Linked DNA regions of Mus musculus: regions 2, 3 and 4 are each linked to region 1. Evidence: chromatin loops called from intact Hi-C (ENCODE). Cell type or tissue: gastrocnemius. All regions are shown on one strand. Each heading gives the region's core, and the rest is flanking DNA. Links, peaks and the distances in the headings are about the cores only. Region 1 holds the start of Fam53b (family with sequence similarity 53, member B). Region 2 holds the start of Oat (ornithine aminotransferase). Region 3 overlaps Ctbp2 (C-terminal binding protein 2). Region 4 overlaps Lhpp (phospholysine phosphohistidine inorganic pyrophosphate phosphatase).

Region 1 (5,607 bases), core at 265-5,264:
GCCACAGATTCTTTTAAACTGCTAAGCCAAACCCGGAAGCTGGCCATCTGAAGCCCACGAGGCCTGAGTTTCAATCCTGACTTGTGCGGTGCTACTTCCCTGAGCCCCGGCATCCAGGCGTGAGAGGTGCGTGGTGCGGGTTCACTGGACACCCGGCCACACTGACGGAGGCGCGCCGTGGACCCCCCCCCCTCTCCCCGCCCACCGGCGGCTGCGCGCACTGCACCTCGTAGCGGCACGCCGGGCGCCCCGGCCGCGACGCCGCCCGCACAGCGCCACCGAGTTCACGCAGCCGCGGTCGAGCTGCCCGGCGGCAGCAGTGGGCATTGGCGGCCTGGCCGAGGTCGGTTAAAGGGACGAGTTGCAAACAGTTCAGGAAGTGACAAGTCGATTTCCTCCTCCCCGGGAGTCGCTCGGTACAAAGCGCTCGGCGCCGGCCGGAGAGCGTGCGCACGGCGGACGCGGGCGTGCAGCCCGGACGACTTGGCGAGCGCTTGCAGTGACGGCCCGCGTCCGGCGCGCACAGTAAGCGACCCGGCCGGGCAACCGCGCCAGGGGGCTGGTCCGGAGTGGGGTCGGTGCGAGCTCCCCGGCGGCGGCGGCGGCGGGGGAAGTTGGGCTCGCGTGCGCTGCGCTCGCTCTTTCCTTCCTTAATGCTGCTGGCTTTCTTTCTCCCTGTCTCCTTGTTATACGGCGGATCCGGTGGTTTCTACCGGCGCCGACTCTTGCTCGCCCTGGTGCAGGCGTGAGACTTGTCAGCGCGCTGGCGGGGGACGAGCAAACCTAGCGCTGCCGAAAAGTCTGCGCTCCGCCGACCCAGCGGACGGCCGCGGAGACGGCTGCGTCCCGAGCAGCCTCCTCCTTTGAGGCTCAACTTGAGCCCTGGCTTGTGGCAGCAGCGAAGGCGCTGAGCCCCGAAGTTCCGCATCGTTTGCAGACAACTCTTTTGTTCACGGAAGTTTACACCCGCCACCCCTGGGATGCGGGCGCGCAGGGACGACTCCAAGGCTACACGACTGACCCGCGCGGTGTCGATGGGGGTGAGAGGGCGCTCTGCCTAGGGAGGGGGAAGCAGGCGGCGTGGCCGAGGCCAGGGCTTGAGGAGTGGGGGGTCGCCTGTGCCGGCGTGGTTTTTGCACATGGCGAAGAGGGCCGTCCGTCACAGGATACTAGCCTAGTCACATTTTTTTTTTTTTCTTTCTGCCAATCCTTGGTTTGCTAGCCGGTGGGAGTCAGGTTGCCAGCTAGGGGTTTCACTTGGTGGAACCGGGACCAAAGAGACTTGGAAACCCAGAATCCGAAGAGGGTGATTTGAGTTGACCCAAGTGTTTTCTCGACCCCCCCTCCCGCCCCCACATACACAAGCTCCTCTTCTACCCTCAGACTAGGGGAACAGTGCTTGCGGGTGAGTGGGACAAGGGCCTGGAATTGCGTGGGCAGGCTTGTTCTGGACCCTCGCCTTTGGACGCCCCCTGATGCTCCTGACCGCCGGGTTCGTTAACACGTACTGTACTTAGTACCATGGCGAACAAAGAAAAGCTCTTTGCAGCATTTGGTGAATGGGATTCTGCCTCCTATAGGCCACACTCTTGAGTTTTCCATACGGTAAAATTGGGACTCTGGTGTTGGGAAAGTGGCCCCCGTCGTGGGTTGCATTCAGGTCCTGGCCCCATTTGTGCTGCCGCTGCCGCCTCTGCCGCCTCGGTACTTGTCTCGCAGGAGTTGGTACAGATGGAGCTAGGCTGGTGGTGGTTCAACAGGAACAAATGTTTGTTGAATTATTGGACGGTGGAGAAAGGGACTGTTTTCTGTTGACTGCTTCAAGAGTTGGAATGACATTGTTTGTTGGCCCAGGAAGCCAGGCAAAATGTCTTGGGCTCCTTCAGCATATTAGCAGACCTCCAAATGACATGCTAGCATATGTGTTCCCAGCAGTCCCCACGCCTGGAAGGGGGGAAGCCCTCCTTGCTGAATCCTGGACTCCCGTTTTGAACGATATGACTTGATTTGAGGCTCTGGGGAAAGAATGGAGTCTGCGCACCCGTGCAACTCACGATCTTGACTGGGCCACCAAGTTTTGGTTTCATTTTAATTTTTCCACTTAGCAGGGACTTATCTCAGTTACAGTTCTGACAGTGAGTTGAAGGTCTGTAGATTCCCCTTCCCCCTTTGCTGTGCGCTAGATTAGCAGAAAACTTGTTCCAGGTGATAGGCCCCCTTTAGTGAAAGAAGGGTTGAGTATTAAGGTTAGTAACTGTAGTTGTAGACTCAGGGGGTGTGCGGATCCAGTTTCTGGACCCTGTGGTAGTCAAGAAATCTAAGAGGCTTGGGGAATGCCTGCGGTTTTCTTCCAAGTGTCCACATCGGGAACAAGATGCTCTTGAGACCAGTTCAGAATAGCTCTGGTCAAGGACTTGCGCCTACCCACCCCCTACCCCTCCCCCCCCCCCCCCCCCCCCGCACACACCACAAGAGTGTGATGTGCGTTCATTTTAACATCAAAGCAAGCATTCTGGAAAGGCTGGCTGCAGACCTTGGACTCTAAGGTTGTTGAAGGCAGGATAAGTTCACTGTTTTGGTTGATAATGATTCTAATCAGCTTCTCTCCCTTTGTTTCCAGTGTAGTAGGTATGTTATGGAAAGAGTTTTAGATAGATACTTCAAGGTCTTCATAGAGGAGTCACTCAACTGACATTTTACAGGAAGCCCTTCCTGGGTGCTCACCTGCTCCCCCACCCCCTTTCCTTCTCTCTCTCCTAACCGTCCCCTCTCTCCCACCCTCTCTTCCTCTGTCCCTCCCTCCTCACCTTTCTTTTGCTCCTTGTTAGTTGGTACCCCCTAGCATCCCCATCCTGTAGTTCCATAGTAGCTGGTTTGTTTTAAGTGAGTTCCTTGAGCTGGTGCTTGACCCATGATGGGAGCTCAGCCAAAGCTAGCTCTCCTCCTCCTCCAGGAGAGAGCTGTGTCTAAATGCTGTCAGCAGGGGGCACTGTGGAGCAATCTGGTGCCTGCAGAGCTCTTTAAAATGCACACCCTTCCCAGCCACTCCTCTTCAGCTGGCACTGAGGGTTGAGGGCTGGGTCCTCTGTCCCAGCTGAAGTGTCATTCAGGCATGAGACTTTCTAGGGTTAAATCATGCACAGTCTGGAAAACTTGTTTGTACCCATAAGAGGGGAAAAAAAAAACCCACTGAAGTAAACACTCAGGTCAGCACAACCGCCACCACTGTGCACACCTCTCTGATGTGTAATAAAAGAAACCTGCAGGCATAATTTGTTATGTAATATGCTGATAGTACAAGTTTTGGTTTTAGATGGGAACCAGATGTGGACAGACCCTGTTTAATTGCTCTTGAGATGAGGGGAGGGGGTGTTAATAGATTAAGTAGTTCTGCGAACCCCAAAGGTGGTTTGTTTTTTGCTTTGACTTAGGGGATAGCCCCAATCTCAGGGCTCTCTCTCCAGGTTACTGCCTCTCTGTCGGGACTGCTGCAGCTGTCCTTTTTGTCAGACTCCTCCTCTCTCAAAAGAGCCAGTTTGTTGCCAACGCGAAGCACATGGCTGGGTCTAGCTGGGCTCAGCGCTGCTTAGCTCTGCTGGGCTCTGTTCCTCCTCTTCTCTCTCCGTCCAGCTGCTGCCCTGCCCTCCACTGTGTGAGACAGAATGGCCCAGGGACTTGGGTCCTGCCAGAAGTGCTGAGTGCTCTCCTTCATAAACATTGTCCTGGAGGAGTGTGTTCACACTTGTTCAGTGAATACCTTTTCCCAAAACTTGTGCACTTAGTCTTCTCTGATTAATTTCTGTTTGTTTCCTGCCCAACTTTATGAAGATTTTTTTTTCTCTATACACTCGAATCACCTTTATTATTCTCCAGGGTTGGGGACTGCTTAGTAATAGCTGACCCCATTAACAGCAGCTTCATTGCTTGCTGGGATTGTGAACTTTGGAAACAAACCCAGAGGCTTAGATATGCTGATGTGCCCTGAGACTTGCTTAGAAAATTTTTGTTTTAGTACAGTTTACATTAACATGATTAATGGCCATGCCACTGAAAAGTCTATATTCAAAAGCAGCTCCCGTTCCCTAGGTTCTTCATATGGTGAAGTAAGGTTCCTTGCCAAACAACATTGTTTTAGGGTAACTGGGTTGGCTTAACGCAGACCTCTAGTGCGCGTGGTTTGGCCTGAAGGCTTGGCCTTTGCACGTTTGGAGTTATGGTTTTGATGGTGTCTGTCTTAATCGTAAGGAACCCAGGTCAGAGGGAACCTCTGTGAAAATGCTCTGAGGATCTGAGCAGAAACCAATGCTTTTTGAATAAAGTGGGAGAGATTTGGCTGCAGGATGTTTTGGAGGGGTGCTGGGAGGCTGGAGCCAAGGACAAGGTTGTCCCCTACCCCTAAGTGAATGGAGACACTTGAGCTTTTCTGAAAAAGAAAAAAAAAAATAGAGATGTCCTTGGTCGTCCTCCCCCCACCTCCCCCTCCGTCGTTGTTAAATGCCAATTGATTGAGAGGGAAAGCGCTGCTGGGTGGGTCTGCGGGCAGCCTCGGGAACCAAGAAAATAAAAACACTTTCGAAGGACTCGGCAAGAGTTTGCATTTCAAAGGGTCTACCTTGTAGACTTTCACATCACGTCAGGGGTTACAGAGAAGTGTGACAGGCACCCCCACTCTTTTAACCGGTCTCTCTCTCCTGCTGTGGGGGCTGGAGGGGAAGCTGCCTTTTGCTTGGGGGATGGGAACAGTGTGGCCAGATCTTGCTAGGACTTCATAGAAAGGAGAGCAAACCTCAGAGTCATCCTTGAATCTCTAGGGGGGGGGGGGGGGGGGAGTACTTTTCCCACTGTGTCACTCTCAGGCCGGCGACAGCAGGTCGTGTTGGTAAACAGCCCATCTGACCCCTGGACCGGGTAGCAGGCCGACATTTGATTCTTCCTCTCACCCTTTCCCTTCTTGCACTATACAAAGAAGCAGATTCTTGCCCAGTGCTAGTGTAATGCTGCCCCCAAGGCTGTAGCCCAGTAGATGCAGGCTGAGACTCACGGGGGAGGGGTGTGTGGAGCCCGGCCTCCTCGAGTACGGGCAGCCCGCACTTCCACAGAGGAAACTGAGGCTCTGAGAAACCAGATACCTGGTCCAAGGCCACACAGCTGGAAGGCAGAGAAGCCAGTAGCAGCTGCTGAGTCTGGCTGGCTGAAAAGCCTGCTTTTCCCCTCCACCCTGCTATCAGTCTTGAGTGTCACAAGCTAGAGGCACTAGGTTCTGTTTCATCTCAAAGCATAAATTTTGTTTAGTCTTGTTAGCACAACAGCAAAACTTAACATTTTTAACTGCCCGTTTCTCCACGCCTCTCCCTGTCCTGTGCCCACCCACCCCCCCACCTTGTTTTTTTCTTTTTCTTTAATTGAACTCTTGAATTCTATCTTCTGCAGGCCCAAAGGCGGGGCCCTAGCTGGGGGACTGAGATGTTTTGCTTGAACTTTCAAAAGACAGATTCACAAGAAAATGTAATTATTCCCAGTGACCTTCTGGGGGAAACAGGAAGTAAATTTGGCAGCTCCAGCCTCCCCATTTATTCAGATTCCATTTTTTCCACTCAAGAGATTGTT
Region 2 (5,607 bases), core at 428-5,427, 240 kb after region 1:
AACCATAAATTTTTATCATGCTCTTTGTACCCAGTGCCATTCTCTGATAAGTGAGAAGTGATAAAACTCAGACATTCCCAGAGGTTTCTTGCTTATGAAATCCTTTTCATCAAAGAGCACCCTACCTGCGAGTTCAAAAGGATTGCCACATGTTTTGATGTTACCCTTAGTTCTCCTGATGAGCTCAGCTGCTCCTGCTTGCCAAGGCATAACAAGATGGCCCTGGCTTTACCCATTTGTCCTGGCTTACAGAGCAGAATCACAAAGAAGCAGTTCCTTTCTGACCCCAGGGGAGGAAGGGTCAAACCCCCAAGAGGTTGATCATACTGAAGTAGGTGGTATGAAAGGAATAAAAATGAAAAAGATAAAGTTATCCACTCATAATAATGAGCCTTAGAGGGTAATTAATGGTCATTATAGTAATGAAGTAATGATCTGGGCAAATGACCTTAGCCAAGGATAGGATGAGCCCAGTAGGCTTGCTCAGTGCTCCTGAGGATATTGGATTCACTGCTCTATCTCTGAGCCCACACTACTTTCTTGCCCCTACTGACCAGGTCAACTAAGACATTCCCTGCTATGGCTGTTGAATGTCTTCTATTTGTCTCTCTACCTGGGTCTTCTTTTGTTTGTCTTTACATGTGTCTGGTGTGTTTGTGTACCAGTGTTTGCATGAGTGTGGGTACACAAGGTCTGGTGTCTTCCATGATTGATTCCTACGTATTTAAATATATTTAATTGAGCCTGGGTTTCTCACTTGAACCCAGAGCTCTAGGAATTGTCCTGTCTCTACCTCCCTGAACGCTGGGATTTCAGATGGGTCTCGATGCCCACTCAGCGTTTATGTAGGCTCTGGGGACCTGAACTCTGGTCTCTTTATGCTTGCCCAACAATCACTTTACCTACTGAACCATTTCCTCTGCTCTTTCCCATCCCACTTTCTTTTCCTCCTCTTTCTGATCTTGCTCTGTGTCTAGGGAGGCTAGTTTGTGGGGATTGTCTTTTCTCTTGTTTTCTCAAGTCAGGGTTTCTCTCTGTACCTCTGGCTGCCCTGGAACTCTCTCTGTAGACCAGGCTGGCCTAGAACTCATAGAGATCCACCTGCCTCTGCCTCCTGAGTCCTGGGATTAAAGGTGTGCACCACCACCACTACTACCACCAGTCTTAACAGACTCCTTAGGCTCCTGGCTCCCTCCAAGTAGTCTTTCCTCAAACTCCTCTCTCTTTGGGGTTCTAGAAACCCCACATCTAGCCCTGGATACGTGGACTGACAGTGGCTCTCCCTGGTGTGCCAGTCCCTCCATCCTTGTGCTTTCTTATTCACACACATTCTTTCCAAACTGGAGTGTGAAATCTTTCTGCCTGACCCTGAAGTGTAAGGTAGTGAATCACTGGCCCTCTGTGGTCTACAGCTTTTGGTACAGGATTGGATAACTCTTCTATTCTCTTCATATTTTCTGATTTATAACGAGCGTTATAGACAAAAATGATACCTAAGCACCTTCTGATTGTGTTTATCCTGCAATATCCTTTTCCGGTTTGAGTTTTAACCATGGTAGTGGAGGGAGTGCAGGCAAGTCTATACTGCGTAGCTGTCATTTCCAACCACTTATAACAACAGTTAATAACATCCGGGCGGCGTTTTACAGCTGCAGAGATGATACTAGAAGCATCAGTAATCTGTTTTGTCATTTTGGTACGTGAGGGTTCAAGGTCATGTGGTTTCAGCATTTAAGATATGATGTTGCTCCCAACAGGCTCTTTCAGGAAAGGTTTTGGAAGGTCCCTGGGCTAGAGAAACGCAGTGAGAGGCCACCATTCCTTCGGGCCTCCGTTCCCCTTCGGGTAAAAGAAAGCGAACTGCTCCAAGTTCAGTGCAGAGCTCAAGCGCCACAGGCACAAAAGCAGACTGCGCACTTGGGGAAGGCAGCAGAACTTGGCGCCCGGAGGCTCAAGGCCGGGTGGGTGGGGCGAGAGTGAGCCTCTTGTGATTGGTGTGCGGCCCTCCGCCTTAACCAATGAACTGAGAGAACGGGCGGGGGCGGGACAGACACGTCGTCTTAAACGACCTGACGCGCCGGGCAGCCACATCGCGCTTCGTGGCTGAAGTACAGTCAGTGTCGCTTAGCGGACGCTGTCAGGTACGACGTACGCGCCGGGGCTGGGCCAGAGCGACTAGGGCCCACTCGGTGTTCTGGAGTCTCCGCCGGGGCAACACTGGAATCTCCGGGTCTAGGGCGCCACGCAGGCCCGGGGTGGGGCGGGCTCGGCGTGAGGACGGGCGGGGCACGGCTTGGGCTCACTGTCCCCGGGGGACTCGGCTAAGGGGACTGGGGCCTTGGAGGTCTCGACTTTGAAAAGGCGGCGTTGAGGGCGCGGGGCACCACGAGCAGCTTGGCGGGGGGTGGGTGGGGGGTGGGGGTGGGAAGAGGAGGGAAGGACCCGATCCCTGGGGACAGAACTGCGAACTTGTGGTCGCGTCACCGGGAGGGGGCGCTGATGCGGACCAAGTCCGAGCTCCTTGGGCAGCTTTTACGTCTCGTGGCAGATCATACCCATCCCTCCCCAATCCCCACTTCTCTTCAGTCCTAAACCAAATAAGAGGATTGAGGAAGTGACGTGCACTCTGTGATGAGATGGTGGCTAAGGATTGGCCCACAGGGCTCTCTGCACGAAGAGCCCCCTCCTTAGGCCTTTGACAAGCTATGTTGAACCTCAGTAAATTCCAGTCTAATTGTGGGGAGCTCTTGCTGCCAGCAAATCTTGCCTCAGGCCTACAGCAATGCCCGGGAGTACATTTACCTTGTAGATGTGTCAAGATATATTAAGGGAGGAGTGGTTTTGGAATGAAGTGGCTTTGCTACTTGAATAACCTCTGATTTCTCCACCCTAAATTTTCTTGATCAAACTTGTTAGTGTCTGTAGGTAAATTAATTTTATGTAACTTGTAACTGTACTTTAAATTGTATGTGTGTGATCAGGAATGAATGCGCCATCCGAGGCCAGAGGGATTCGATACCCCTGGAGCAGTTCTTGATAGTTGTGCCATGTAATGTGGGTGTTAGGAACCAAACTCTGGTCTTCTGCAAGCATAGTAGGTGATCTTAACTGCTGAGCCATCTTTCCAGCCCCTAAAACTTTAATTAGTACATATTTTAAAAGGTATTTTTTCCTGTCTCATCTATTTACCTTCCGGTCTACTTTTACTATGGTTATATGGATATGTATTTTATGCTCTTTGCAGAGTTCTTGAGGATGAGCCAAACTGTATACCTGTATACTTTTTTTTTTTTTTAGATTTATTTATTTATTATACGTAAGTACACTGTAGCTGTCTTCAGACACTCCAGAAGAGGGCATCAGATTTCATTATGGATGGTTGTGAGCCCCCATGTGGTTGCTGGGATTTGAACTCAGGACCTTCAGAAGAGCAGTCGGTGCTCTTAACCACCGAGCCTTCTCCCCAGCCCCCAAACTGTATACTTTTAAAAATAGTAATGAATGGGTAGTGATGTGGAGGTGTGTGGAGGGTGCGGTGTAGTTGGTTCAATCCTTTCCCAGTAGTGTTACTTTAGTTGTTTGCCAGTGACGCACTTGAGGTGAATTTTAGCCAGAATATTGGTTACATAAAACAAAGCTTATGTTGACAGACCTTCCAAAAAAAAGAAAAAAAAATTAAGGGCTGCATTTGTGAATGGTTACCTCAGAAAAGTAAATATTTAACAAGCGCCAAACCAAATTTACTTCTCAAGCTGAAGATTTTCAATGGCTTTTGGATGACTTTACCCTGCTGTTTCTTTTAGAGCAATTTAAGGAAAGGTTATTTAATAAGGCAGACTAAACAAATTCTTCCAAATGCAGCCCTTAATGGAGACTGTACTGTGGAGATATTCCTGTGAGCTAATGGGGAAGGGAATAATGGTGGCCTGAAATTAAACATAGGTGTTCAACATGCTCGGCCTGTCGTTAGTTCTTATGTTTGGGCTCTTATATCTGCTAAATATAAATAGCAGATAGATAATAAATAGGAATAATCTATATATCTATCTATCAATCATCTTTGGTTTCTCGAGACAGGGTTCCTCTGGGTAGCTCTGGCTGTCCCAGACTCACTTTGTAGACCAAACTGGCATCAACTCTGAACCCTTGATGAAAAGATGAGTTTCCATAGGAGGACAGAGAAGTAGCCTCTCAGAGCTGAGTTATTTTGATGCAGGATGGGTGACCTGGTTACCTGGCTTGTCTGGTTGCTACCTTGCCTCCCTCAGGAGTTGTGTGTTCAGGAAGGCTCTTCTTCACCTGCCAGACAAGAGAATACCAGCAGCAGGTGGGTACCCAGGTACCCAGGGGAGGGGATTTTTGAGACAGGGTTGACTTTTCCTTTTTTACAAGCTTAAGTTCACAGTGGGGACTGCTTGAAAACAAGTGCCTGAAGTGTTAGGATCTGTGATAAAAGTCTGCAATGTTCTTAATGTCCTAAAGTGTTTAGGAGGGACTTTCGTTGTAAATTCAAAGGGAGAAGGTGGAAAAAATTATCTATATAGTATTTATGCACAGAAGAAAATTGGTAGTTAATGGTAATCTCTTAAGTAGGTAATTTTCTTGTCTGACTGCTATTTATTTTATTTTATTTTAATATTAAGGCAAGGTCTCTCTTTATAGCCCTGGCTGAGCTGGGACTATGTAGACCAGGTTGGCCTCAAACTCCTAGAGGTCCATCTGCCTCTGCCTCTCTAGAGTGTTGGGATTAAAGGCTTGCTTGACCACCTCTAACTTCTTGGGTATCTGAGAATAGCCTTAGGCTCCTGATCCTCCTGCCTCTGCTTCTCTAGTTTATTTGGTACTGGAGATGGACTCCAAGGCTTCGAATCTATTAGGCAAGAACTTACCAACTGATCCTTAGTCCCCGAGGATCTCATTTTTATTTTTTAATGAAAAACGATCCAGTTTGAAGACCCTGGCCGTGTTGTTTGAAAGCTGTGGAACTTGGCTAGTGTTCCTATGACCTTAGAGCAGAAGAGAGTGTAATGAATAGCTCCTTTGTGCTAAACCAGAGGCTTTCACATGGGCTCCTCAAGACCCCATCGAAGTTCAGAAAGAGTGACACATTCACGCAGAGCTGCACACTGAATTTAAATCTGAATTGTGCAGTGCTGTGGATTTTCTATCACACTTCTACCATTTCCAGAGCCCCTGTGAAGGAGAAGATTGTTGGTGGCTGTTTTAAAGCCTTCTTTAATTTTGTTCTAATATTTCTCATACAGTACCAAGCTCAGTAACTTGAACACAGAGGCTCTTTAATAGAAAAGTGTGTACTAGATTCTGCTCTGTCATGGTCTGTGCAACTTGTAGCCTTTTCCAGTTAAGTTGAATATCCAGAGTATTACTCATATTTTGAATGTTTCTTGTTACGCTACTGAACATTCTACATGAAATTGAGAGGACCCAGCAGATAAAGAGATTCTAGCTGAGGAGGTAACTCAGTGTAAGTTGAGATAAGTCGAGTTCAGATAACCTTTTAGATTCTTTCCCATTGCACTCTTTATTTTGTTTTGAGTCAGCTGAATGTAGCCTTGGACTGGAAACCCTCCTGTCTTAGCCACTGCC
Region 3 (5,607 bases), core at 381-5,380, 180 kb before region 1:
CTCTCCTTCTGTGTGTTCCACTCTCAACCATTGCCTTTATCACATGGGCACCTGCAGCACTGGTTGTCATTAGTCAGCTGAGGGCAGCACTGAGCCACAGCTGGACAACACAGCACAGTCTGACTTACCTTCCACTGGGCTTTTCCTTAGAGGACTGAAGATTGGCGTTAGTGCCCAAGGTTTTTTGGGTGTGCTTCTGCCCTTCCAGTCTAACAGCACTGCCTCACAATGCCTGAGGTCTGTGCTCATGCATGAGACCCCTCTGCTAACGCAGGTTTACCGCCCCTCACCTCATAAGAGCAATAGTACCCATTATCAAGGTCCCTTAGCAAATGCCTGTGGTCCAGAGATGTCCTCTGCAGCCAGGCAGCCAGGGTGACCTGCTCAGGGTGCCTTGCCTCACTCTGAGCTGTCTGTTCTTCTGAGGGAGTCACTCATCGAGCCCTGGAGCCAGGGCAGCCATGGTAACAGGATGAGACATGCCACTGCTGCTAAAGAGCGTTAGGGAACTGTTCATCGCTTTCCTGTCTTATGATTTCAGTTCTAGCCCTCAGTCTTAACACTATCAGAACCCAAGGCCACCCTGAAAGTAGGTGCCCAGATACCATCTGTAGGTCAAGAGGAAGCCATTTGTCCTGAGCAACAGGATAGCCACGTTGCCTGTGCCACTGCTTAGAAAGGTTACGTGTGAGCAGTCAGGGCCTCTGCTTTCTTCTGTTTACTAGGCTGTCCACAGGACATCTAGACCTTGCCCTAAAGAGTGGCCAGGAGAGCTACCCATTTCCTCAAAATGCCCTCTGCCCAAGAAGGGAGTGTCCAGACATCTCCTGGGGACTTGGGTTACTTCTGAGGAATGAGCAATCCACCTCAGGTGTCCTCAGGCCCATTAGGCAGTTAGTTCCCCCAGTGGCCTCCTGTCTTCTATCAGCCACAAGCTTTAGGAATGTGGATAGCTTTAAAATCAAGATCCTCCTGCCTCTGGCCTTCAGAGTTGGTGTATTGCCATGCTTGGCCTGAGCTATGTTTGCAAACAGTGATTAGTGAGTGGTGGTGTGGTCTTTTCATTAAGAGTGCATAAGGTTCAAACTGTCTCCTTGACCAATATAGCTCTGGAAAAGGTCTGGGCTTCTGGCCCTCCACTCTGAATCCTGCCCAGGTAAAGCTGAGGCTGAAGAACCTTTGGGTGGAGTGTCGAGATCTGCTGAGCTTCAGAAACAAGTCTGCTGAATACACTGGAGTGGTCCTCCATTTCTAAGTAGGGTGCTTAGGGATCCAGGGTCGTCGCTCACCTCTGTGCCTGGCCATTGCCCTTTCAGGGATCGCTGTGTGCAACATCCCATCTGCTGCAGTGGAGGAGACAGCAGATTCGACAGTCTGCCACATTCTCAATCTGTATCGGCGGAACACATGGCTCTACCAGGCCCTCCGAGAAGGCACTCGAGTACAGAGTGTGGAACAGATCCGTGAGGTCGCCTCAGGAGCTGCTCGGATCCGAGGGGAAACACTGGGCCTCATTGGCTTTGGTATGTGCCCCTTGAGAGGTCTACTGTGTGGGGAGGTAAAGGGTCAACTTGCTCAGAGATATGATCCGAGCCTGTTCTACAAGAATGTTTCTATGTGGCCGATCAGGGATGCAGCACGAGTGTACCCTCTGCTGTCACTGGAAAAGGGGCGTGCTTGGTAAACCTCCCTGGGGCAGAGGATAATGGGTTAGCTGTGTGTTTGTATAGCAACCTGGGCCCATGGGTCCTGAAGGCTACTGAATGCAGATGGCACCCTGCAGCAGTAACATGAAGCCACTTAAAGATTCAAGCCTGAGGGTAATGCCAGGCCACGGTCTTGGAAATCTCTTGTGAGGATGGGACAAGGCATGGTCTTTCTGGACCTGGTTGTTGCCATGGAGATAGTTGAGCAGAGGCCCTGGCAATATCAGCAAGTGCAGTAGGGGGGACCAGGGAAGCAGGCAAGTGTGGGCTGAAATAGGTCCCCTAGCTGGCTGCTGCCACTCACCTACTGTGTAACAAGCAGGGAATTATTTGGCTTCACTGCCTCCATTTCTGGCTCTGTAACTAGAGGTGGCAGCAGGGGATATATGGTTGCTACCTCTTTTGAGACCCAAGTGTAACATGGGATAGTTCAATTCTGGCTTTCAGAAAACATTTCCAGTTTGCATCACCTTTATTTAGCTCAGAGCCAGGTGAGGGTCTCGGCTTCTGAGAGGCAGCGTGAAAAGAGGGACAGTTGGCTGCAGGGCTACTCATCTTTCTCCAGCGCATGACTCCCTGGCCTCTGGAGCAGTCGGGGTCCGAGTTCAAGTGATCAGGTGCTGAGTAAGGTTCTGTGAGGTTTCACACGCCTTCAGAAATGCAGGTACCATGGGTGAACACCGCAGCACCCTCTGCTGGTATCCTAGTGTGCTTCCTGTGACTCTAAAGTGCTCATCAAGTTTTGGAAGCCCTTCTTGTGGCTTGGGATGTATGGTCTCTGGTGAGGCTGTAGAACCTGTGGGCAGCTCTGAGCAGCCAGCCAACTGGTGGGAAGCTCTCCGTATTCTAGAGCCTTCAGGTGGGTGGGGTCTTTCAGCTTTTCCTAAGCTCCCTTGCTTAGCTCCTCTACACTCATGGCTGCTGCAGTCTCCCTGGCTCTCTGCACAGATCTGACCCCCTGAGCTGTAGAGGACAGATAGGAAGAAGGCTATTAGCTGGCTCCTCATTAGAGCCCCTGGTGTGGACCAAGAGCATCCTCTTAGCTCTGCTGATAACAACAGGAGAGCCTCAAGTGAACCTGCAACAGACCTGAGCAGAGGTCTCTCAGGCTTCGTACCATATTTATAAAAATTGTCTAGGTATTTGCCTATCCGGATTTGATTTTGTTTTTAATTTGGCACACAGGGCTTTAGGTACCATTATGGCATTTTTTTAAAAATGTGCTTTATTAAAAACTAGAATACTTCTCATCATGCCACCTTTATCCAGGGCCCACATTTAACTATTTATGTACTGCCAAATAAAAGGGTTCTGTCTTAATATGGCCTGTGCCCTTAGGTTTTCATCTACAGGGTCTGTGATTTTTGACAGTGCTTTAGACAGAAGCTCTCTGGGTCAGCTTAGAGGGCAGTGAAAACCTGTGTGGGAGGCGATGAGACATCTCCACTGAGAATGGCACTGTCAATACAGGGTGTTTAGATCTGTCTTGGTGATCTGGGCTCCTGCCACCTCCTGAGGTACTGGACCTACAAAGGCCTCAGGCCACCGTGTAGCACACAGTTACAAGAAGGAATCGTTATCCTCTTGGGCATGGACCACATGGTGGGGTCCTCAATCCCATGTTTCAGGGATATCACTGAGTCCCTGACTCTGCCACACTTCTGCCACCTTCCACTGTCCAATCCTGCTTGCTCCATTGCCACACACTGCAGTGTGGCTAGTCCAGCTCCTGGTCAGCTGTGTCTTCCAAGAGAGATGACGTTGTCACTGCAGCTGTCCCTCTCTGTCAGAGTGACCTTATTAGTCCTTTGTTGGGGGGCGGGCGGGACTACCAACCAGATTAACTGTCAGCTGCTGGCTGTTGGGAAATACGCATCTTCCTATCATTTTCAAAGCCAGTATATGTGGGTGTACACCTGCCAGGGTTTGCTCGGGGGTCAGAGAACAAGCAGAGTTGGTTCCCCTTCTGCAGTGTGGGTTGTCAGACCTGGCAGCCGGGACTTTACCCACTAAACCATCAACACTGCCCTGCTCACGTCTTTGAATAGTCTTGTTGTTGTTTGAGGGTGGGGCTTGTTGTTGGGTAGTTTTGTTGTTACTGTTGTGGGGGGGGGGCGTTTGTTTGTTTTTGTTGACTTTTGAGATAGGGTCTCTCACTGTGTAGCTAGCTCTGACCGTCTTGAAACTCACTCTGTAGACCAGGCTGGCCTCGAACTCACAGAGATTTACCTGCCTCTGCTTCCGGAGCGCTAGAGTTAAAGGCATGCAGTACTATGCCTCTGTTGAATAGGGTTTTAGATAAGATGTACCTTAGAGTCTGCCTAGTTGAAATCCAGTCAAACCATCATTTTCAACCCAAAAAACTGGTAGTGCTGTCAAGGAGCAACTGTGGATTTGAGCCTAGAATGGCCCCTGTGGAGTTCAGAGGGTTTTTGTGGCCCACTATGTGACATCCATTATGATTTGGAGTATCCTAGACTACAGGTTAGAACTGCACATCAGAATCTATTAAGCTTTAGGGCCAATGGTGCTTTGACCCTCATACCTCTCTGAGAGAAACAAATCCAACAGAGCTTAGGGCAGAAACATTGATGTTCACATACTGAGAACAAGAAGGAAGGACAGTGCCACTTAAAGCTGCCATATAAACAAAAATGAAAGAACAAGACAGGGAAACATATTGGTGATGTCTGGACCTGAGGAAAGGACATGTGACATTCATTACATTCTAAATGGGTATTGGTTTGAAAGTGCCCATGATAAATAATAATTTAAAAGAATCCTCTGGGGCTGGAGTTGGCTAGTCAACTAAGGTATGTGCTGTTCCCAGCATCCATACTGGGCACTTTACATCTCTCTGTAATGCTAGCTCTGGGGAGGCAGTTTCTCAATTGAGATTTCCTCCCTTCAGATAACTCTAGCTTATGTCAAGTTGGTATAAGACTAGCCAGCACAGATGCCCTCCCGGCCTCTGGGTACCTGCACTTACACGTACAAATATAAAGCATAATTTAAAGTCTTTTTTTTAAAAAGCCTGTGGCGTCTTGACAGTCTGAGGAGACACATTCTGCTTTGGTATGGTAACTCGGTAGCACTTGCCAGCAAAGATGATAATCTCTGGCCAGTCATGGGATAAAGGGGACAGCATACAAGATCTGCAGGCCTTTCTTTCTCACTTGGACATTCTATCTCTGCACAGGTCGCACAGGGCAGGCAGTTGCTGTTCGAGCCAAGGCCTTTGGATTCAGCGTCATATTTTATGACCCCTACTTACAGGATGGGATAGAACGATCTCTGGGCGTGCAAAGGGTCTACACCCTGCAGGACTTGCTATATCAGAGCGACTGCGTCTCCTTGCACTGCAACCTGAACGAGCACAACCATCACCTCATCAATGACTTCACTATCAAGCAGGTAATGTGAAGGCAAATGAGCTCTTCTTAGCTTCACTGCAGAGTCAAATAGCACCTGCCACGGGCACAGCAGACTACAGGGAAGTGTCCCTGGGACAAATCAGTAATAGAGCTTAGGACCCAGCTGGCTTCCATTCACCCCTTCGGGCAGACAAGCACAGCTCCAACATTTTGTACCTTATGGCCCTGTCAAGAAAGAGAATACTTCTGGCCTACTTTTACGGTCAAGACTTCCAACCTCTTCCCCTGAACTGCTGCTGCCTATGGTGGGGAAACAGCAGAGCCGCAGAGCTCCAAGCTTGCCCAGCTTTGTCTCGGAAGCTTCTGTTCCAGAGATTCTCCCTGCTACTCTAATGAGATAAAGATATAGCCAGCTTCTCTTTCCTTCTGCAGATGAGGCAAGGTGCATTCCTTGTGAATGCAGCCCGAGGTGGCCTGGTGGATGAGAAAGCCTTAGCTCAGGCCCTCAAGGAGGGCAGGATACGAGG
Region 4 (5,607 bases), core at 178-5,177, 140 kb after region 1:
CAGGGCTATACAGAGAAACCCTGTCTTGAAAAACCAAAAATAAATAAACAAATAAACAAAATACAAAAACAACAAAACAAACAACAACAAAAACTCCAGACCCCAAATTACCCATAATGCAGTGCTCCCTGTGGAAAAAGTATAGGAAAGTAGTTACCCCAGAGAGAGGCAGGGGTCTTGTGTAAGCTGGACACATCCTGTTTCTTCATAGGGGGCTGGTTACAGGGATGTGTCTTGCTCTGTCAAGATATACCAACTAGAGCCAGGCGAGGTGGCTTACATCTACAGATAGCACTAGGGAGACTGAGGACAGAGTTGCAATTCAGTCAGGGCCACCCAGTAGCATCCTGTCTGGAAGGAAGGCAGAAGGCAGACGGTATCCTTATGACACTTGCTTTTTAGTGAAGATAATTTAAAGAAGAAATGCATCTACTTAACATGTGCATCAAAGCTAATAACATCCAATAGCTGCTTGTACATGGGTGTGGGCATGTGAGCACTACATCTGTGCACTTACAGAAGTGCATGCCTAAATGTCTGCTTGTGTATTATATGGATGCATGTGTAGACACGTGATCATGTATGTTGTGAATAACACTTCAGCTTAGCAGAGGTCCTAAGTGACAGTCAGCAATGTAAGAGGTCAAGTGTCCTTTGTCAATAGTTCTGTCCACTGTCAAACTGGAGCGGTGGATTACGATCAGCTGGAGACACCAGTGACCCCGGAGGCCATGACACTAGGCATTTACAAGCATTGTTCTAGGCTGGGTGTCAGGCCAAGAATTAGGTTTGTATTTTCTGTTCCCTTCCCATGTATATGCCCATGTATAAATGGAGGAGCCTCAAGCCAGGAGAGGAGAGCTGAAGGCTAGCTGGGATTGGATGGCCAGAGTCCTTTGGCTAGTCTGAGAGCTGCAGGCATCACCTGGGTTGCACTGTCTCTCTTACTTAGCAATCCTTACCTTGGGTAAACCCGGGCCTGTGGCTACAGAGCAGTCAAGGAAGGACTAAGTCCCCTGGGATCTTGAAGTCCTCTTTAGGGACAATCAATTCAAATACAATCACAACATCAGAGGATGGGGCAAGAGGCAGGGGTGGACAGAAGCGGAGCTACAAGGGACCACACCTTCCGGGGGCACCAAGGCACAAACCCCAGCTCTGTGTTTCCAGAGTCCCAGAGAAATGCCCTCATCCTCACCCACACTGCTCTTGGCAGGGGCCTGGGACACAAGGACGACAGAGAGCTCTGCCTGGGGCTGGGGGTTCCAGCATCTGGCTGGCACCATCTGAAGGAGAGCTGGATGGATGCAGGCTCTGGATGCCTACTGGGGTACATTTTTCTAGGCCTGTGCCTACAGTAAAGAAATGGAGCAGGACCCTGCTCTCGACCCGTATGGGGAAATACAGTGGAAAGAGTCAGTATGGTTACAGTGAACTCTAAGCAGACCTCTTGATAGCTGCTCACCAGACTCTGCCTCCTTCATACGAGAGAAGAGCTAACTGCCCACCTCAAACACCTGAGTTCTGCAGGCGTTGTCCTATCAACCCTGCACAGAAGACCTGACTAGGCAGGCGTGAATTGTTCCTGTAGATGGGGCCCCTGCTCTGACACACTAGCTGGTTTTCACGGTATAAACGTTTCCATGGTGGATGTTCCAAGCTGTGAATGAACCATGACTCCGAGGACACAGGAAAATGAACAGTACTACCAAGCCGCTCCCAATACCCTCAGGCCTACAACCGTCATCCACACGCTGCTTAGATCACCAAGGACAAACAGAAGCAGGAATGACCTTCCTGCTCTCTAGCTTAATGGCCTCTGGCGGACAGGAAAGTGGCTTGTGTCTCTGGGAGGCAAGGATAACCCCTACTGAGTATAAGTTCCTTCTGGGACCCAGCCATTCTAAGCAGACTGCTGGCAGAGAGAAGGTGCCAAGAACTAGAGACTATTCAATACCATAGTCATCTCGAGGCTCTGTCCCCTTGGGGTAAGAGGAGAAGGTGCGTCTGGGGGCTAGGGCAGACTGGGAATCTCTGTGCTCAGCCACACCTGTCCCTGGGCCTCTCTCGCTGAGATACCAGAGGGTGGCATGGTAACTGCCCATAACAAACACTGCACAGCTGCCAAGGCTGGAGTTCCAGGCCACCCAGGGACAGGATGGGCCTCCGAGCCTGGTAACCGAGGCCCTCCGAGGACAGCAGAGGTCGCCCTCGCCTTTGTTGCCTTGGTTTTCTTGGCTCCTGAAGGCAGAAAGGTTTCTCTCCTTCACTCTTGTAACCAGATCATGTCGGCTGCAGCTGGAAGTCAGCAGCCTTGGTCCTGGCTCTGTCAGCCATCCTCCTTAGCTGCCGCCTGACCTTCAGCAAGGTCACTGTCCTGAGACAATGAATGGGATGCTTCTACCTGGATGTGCCAGCAAGTTCTCGCCCCACCCCTCCCTTCTTGCTTCCTTGTTACTGTTGGGGTTGCCATGTAGCCCACTGCCTCTTCAGCACTGGGATTAGAGGTGCCCATCATCAAACCTGGCAACCAGACCCCAAAGGACACAAGATCTGAGTGATAGCCTGGATATCTAGATACAGACTTTAAAATAGTGCTGGGAACTAAACCATAACCCTAAATAAAACCTGCAGCAGAGCCTGCAACGCCTTTAATCCCAGCACTTGGGAGGCAGAGGCAGGCAGATTTCTGAGTTCAAGGCCAGCCTGGTCTACAGAGTGAGTTCCAGGACAGCCAGGGATACACAGAGAAACCCAAATAAGTAAGTAGGTAAGTAAGTAAATAAATAAATAAATAAATAAATAAATAAATAAATAAATAAATCTTGCAGCAGAGACACACTGGTGGTTGTATTTGGGAGATTACAGCTTGTGCATAGATGCCTATATTCTTTTTACAAACATTTTCTTTCTTTCTTTCTTTCTTTCTTTCTTTCTTTCTTTCTTCCTTCCTTCCTTTCTTTCTTTCTTTCTCTCTTTAAAAAAAGGGGGGTCATGAATTTGAGAGATTGGGAGGTGAGAAGAGCAGGGGTGGAAGAAGGAAAGGGGAGGAAGAAAATGATGTAATTATATTTTAATTTAAAAAATACCTGAAACTTTTTTTTAATTTATTGGATGATACATATGTCATAGAACCCATGCCAAGGGTGTGTGTGGAGGTCAGAGGACAGATTTTAAAAACAAAAATGCTTCTCTCTTTCTACCATGAAGATCCCAGGAATTTATAATTCAGGTTGGCAGGCTTGGCAGCAAGCCCCTCTAGTAAATGAGCCATCTCACTGGCCCAAGGGTCTTCACTCTTTTATAGACTCCCACTGAAGGATGGCAAGGGAAGATGGCTCTCACTTCTGTAGGCAGATGTAGAACAAGTGGGCAGACAGGCAAAACCCTCCAGTGTAGCCAAAAGGTACTGTAAACCTGAAACTCCCCACCCACACGGTTTCTTGGCATGCTACAAGCCAAGAGAAGGAGAGCGAGGGTGGCAGGGAGGAAGTCTCTTCATAGCCTCAGATGGGTCTCACTGATGCTTATGGAGCACAGTACAGGGCACTAGAGACGTGTGGTGCAGGGCACAAGCCACACCACAGGGTGACGGCACTGCTGTGGAACCAGCACTGTCTTCTATGACAGCTGTGGCTTCACTCAAGTGCTCTCTGGTCTGGTGCCTGATGGGAGTGCAGGCTGGAACAGGGCGTGTCAGGGGAAGTCAGGGCAGAGCCCAGCAGCACAACAGTTGCACCAGTCACGAGTTCTCTCACAGCTTGGCAGGTCAGGCCTTCCAGCCCAGAGCAGCTGCCAAATGGCTTCCCAGGCCACATGAGATCGACCAGGTGGCTTCCTTTTTCAATATCCAACCTTTTCCTTAATAAACAATAATGTAACTCTACCAAACTTTGGAATTTAGAAACAGGAAGAAAACTCTCTCCGATTCCACAGCTGGGCATACCTCCCAGCCCAGAATCACTCCATACCCTGCCACCTCCCACTGGGGAAGCAGGGCGTGTGTCCAGCATTCACCCCTAGCAGATACTCCACAAATGCCTGCATGAAGGATGCTGACACCCATGTACAGACAGACAGACAGACAGACAGACAGACAGCTGGCTGACTCCAAGCCCCTACCTCTGCAACTCTGAAACTCCCTCCCCATGTAACATGTGTTCAAGGCCCATTGTTAGCATCTACGTTGGGTCACTGAAGCCATCTCCTTAGTATGCTACATGCAAGGGTTATTTTCTTTCTTGATACACTGTCAGTAAACTTCCCAAGGTATGTGTAGATTCACCCAGAGTTGTAAGAAATCTAAGTTACTCAATTCGCCCTAACAGCAGCATCTCGCTGTCAAAGCCAGCGTGCTGACCTCACTGGGGTGGAAGCACCTCCATGATCACCAGGATTCTTCACAGGGCGTCTTTGTTTATGTAGCTGGTTTTCTTTTCTGAGATTTATTTTTATTTATTTTATGTGTATGAGGACACAGCCGCTGTCTTCAGACAGGCCAGAAGAGGCCATCTGATCCCATTAGAGATGGTTGTGAGTCACCATGTAGTTGCTGGGAATTGAATTCAGGACCAAAGAGCAGTCAGTGCTCTTAACCACTGAGCCATCTCTCCAGCCTCTATGTAGTTGATTTTTTTTTTTTTTGAGTCATGTTTTTTATTTGTTCCTTTCTTGCATTTGACATTCTCTTTGATGACATCTTAGACTGAGAGTCGCTGCCACAGTGCTTTACCACGACACAACTGCAACCAACTGCTTTACAAGATGTCCCCTTTGGCTCCGATTCACAGAGGTCCATCTCTTTAGTTTCTTGTTATCAGCCTTAACTAGGTTGACCTGGTGCTCGGCACAAAGGGTCTCAGTAACGTGTACTCTAAGGTTCATCATGACTGGATGCAGGCATGCAAAGACGGGCTTCATGTTGGCCTAAGGGTCTGGAAGCTTCTCATATTTATGTGCTAGGTTGTCATGGATGAGACTGACACATGGTACCCACTGTGAAATCCAGAGCTGGCACTGCATATCCTAAACAGGTGCCCTTGAGGACAGTGCAGGGGACAACGATTGCTAGTGCTCTAAGAAGCAGCCTTTCAGGTTCATGGGCCACTGCAGAGCTGCTGAGAGCGTCCTCCAGGATCCAATCATAGGCTGCATGAAATAGTTCCAGCCTAGTACCCTTCTCTTAGGCCTCCTCCCTACTGGCCTCACTGCTGACTTGGTGGGTGGCCATTCTATCAATACCGCTTGGGTTATGGCCTGGCTGGAAGGGTGTGGGCCCTAGGGAAGCTAGCCAGGTCCCTGGATTGAAGCCTGGAACCCACAGTGAAGGGACTAGAGGACACGGTGCAGCTGGAGTCAGCGAGCACACATCCTAGCAGGTGCACCCAGATCCCACTTGGCTACCTTCAGCATCAGGTCAGTCTTTCCCAAGGGTCAGAGGGCAACAGAGGCCCAATACTGCCAAAGTCCAGGAGAGCTGGTGAGCATGCCAGAGTCCAGGCTCCACTTCAGATGGCTCCGTCCTGACTGAAAGACGCTGCCCTGTTGAAGGGCTCTCCACTGCTCCCTCATTTTTTCAAGCCCCCGTCTTCTCTCTGAAACCACGGC

The links. Peaks named below come from ENCODE experiments on the same cell type or tissue, not always from the same donor. Only the 100,000 strongest peaks of a DNase experiment are listed, where the experiment ranks them.
Region 2: it touches region 1 in a loop (2.7-fold over the local background); 8 of 42 quality-filtered maps call a loop at or near these places.
Region 3: it touches region 1 in a loop (4-fold over the local background); 4 of 42 quality-filtered maps call a loop at or near these places.
Region 4: a loop joins it to region 1, with 4 times the contacts of the local background. A loop is called at or near these places in 11 of 42 quality-filtered maps.

Annotation. Positions count from the first base shown.
Region 1 is chr7:132,808,499-132,814,105 of GRCm38, reverse strand. It overlaps Fam53b (family with sequence similarity 53, member B), which reads left to right and starts at 258. Exons shown (of 5, transcript NM_001381858.1): 1 at 258-525. In gastrocnemius, for the core only: a CTCF peak has its summit at 2,975 (motif pointing right); DNase peaks (open chromatin) are centred at 2,983, 3,577, 4,726, 5,007 and 5 more places; H3K4me3 peaks cover 4,400 bases; H3K27ac peaks cover 5,000 bases.
Region 2 is chr7:132,572,829-132,578,435 of GRCm38, reverse strand. It overlaps Oat (ornithine aminotransferase), which reads left to right and starts at 2,038. Exons shown (of 10, transcript NM_016978.2): 1 at 2,038-2,141. In gastrocnemius, for the core only: CTCF peaks have their summits at 2,288 and 2,488 (motif pointing right); DNase peaks (open chromatin) are centred at 2,026 and 2,461; H3K4me3 peaks cover 2,787 bases; H3K27ac peaks cover 4,238 bases.
Region 3 is chr7:132,991,075-132,996,681 of GRCm38, reverse strand. Ctbp2 (C-terminal binding protein 2) reads left to right here. Exons shown (of 9, transcript NM_001170744.1): 4 at 1,317-1,523; 5 at 4,906-5,120; 6 at 5,513-5,607. Among named protein-coding and RNA genes, the nearest start is that of 4932437C15Rik, 7.5 kb to the left of the region's middle. In gastrocnemius, for the core only: a CTCF peak has its summit at 2,390 (motif pointing left); no DNase peak of the experiment used is centred there; H3K27ac peaks cover 5,000 bases.
Region 4 is chr7:132,670,730-132,676,336 of GRCm38, reverse strand. The region is part of intron 6 of Lhpp (phospholysine phosphohistidine inorganic pyrophosphate phosphatase); the gene reads right to left. Among named protein-coding and RNA genes, the nearest start is that of Lhpp, 63 kb to the right of the region's middle. In gastrocnemius, for the core only: CTCF peaks have their summits at 2,201 (motif pointing right) and 3,568; DNase peaks (open chromatin) are centred at 2,159, 3,759 and 3,992; H3K27ac peaks cover 4,563 bases.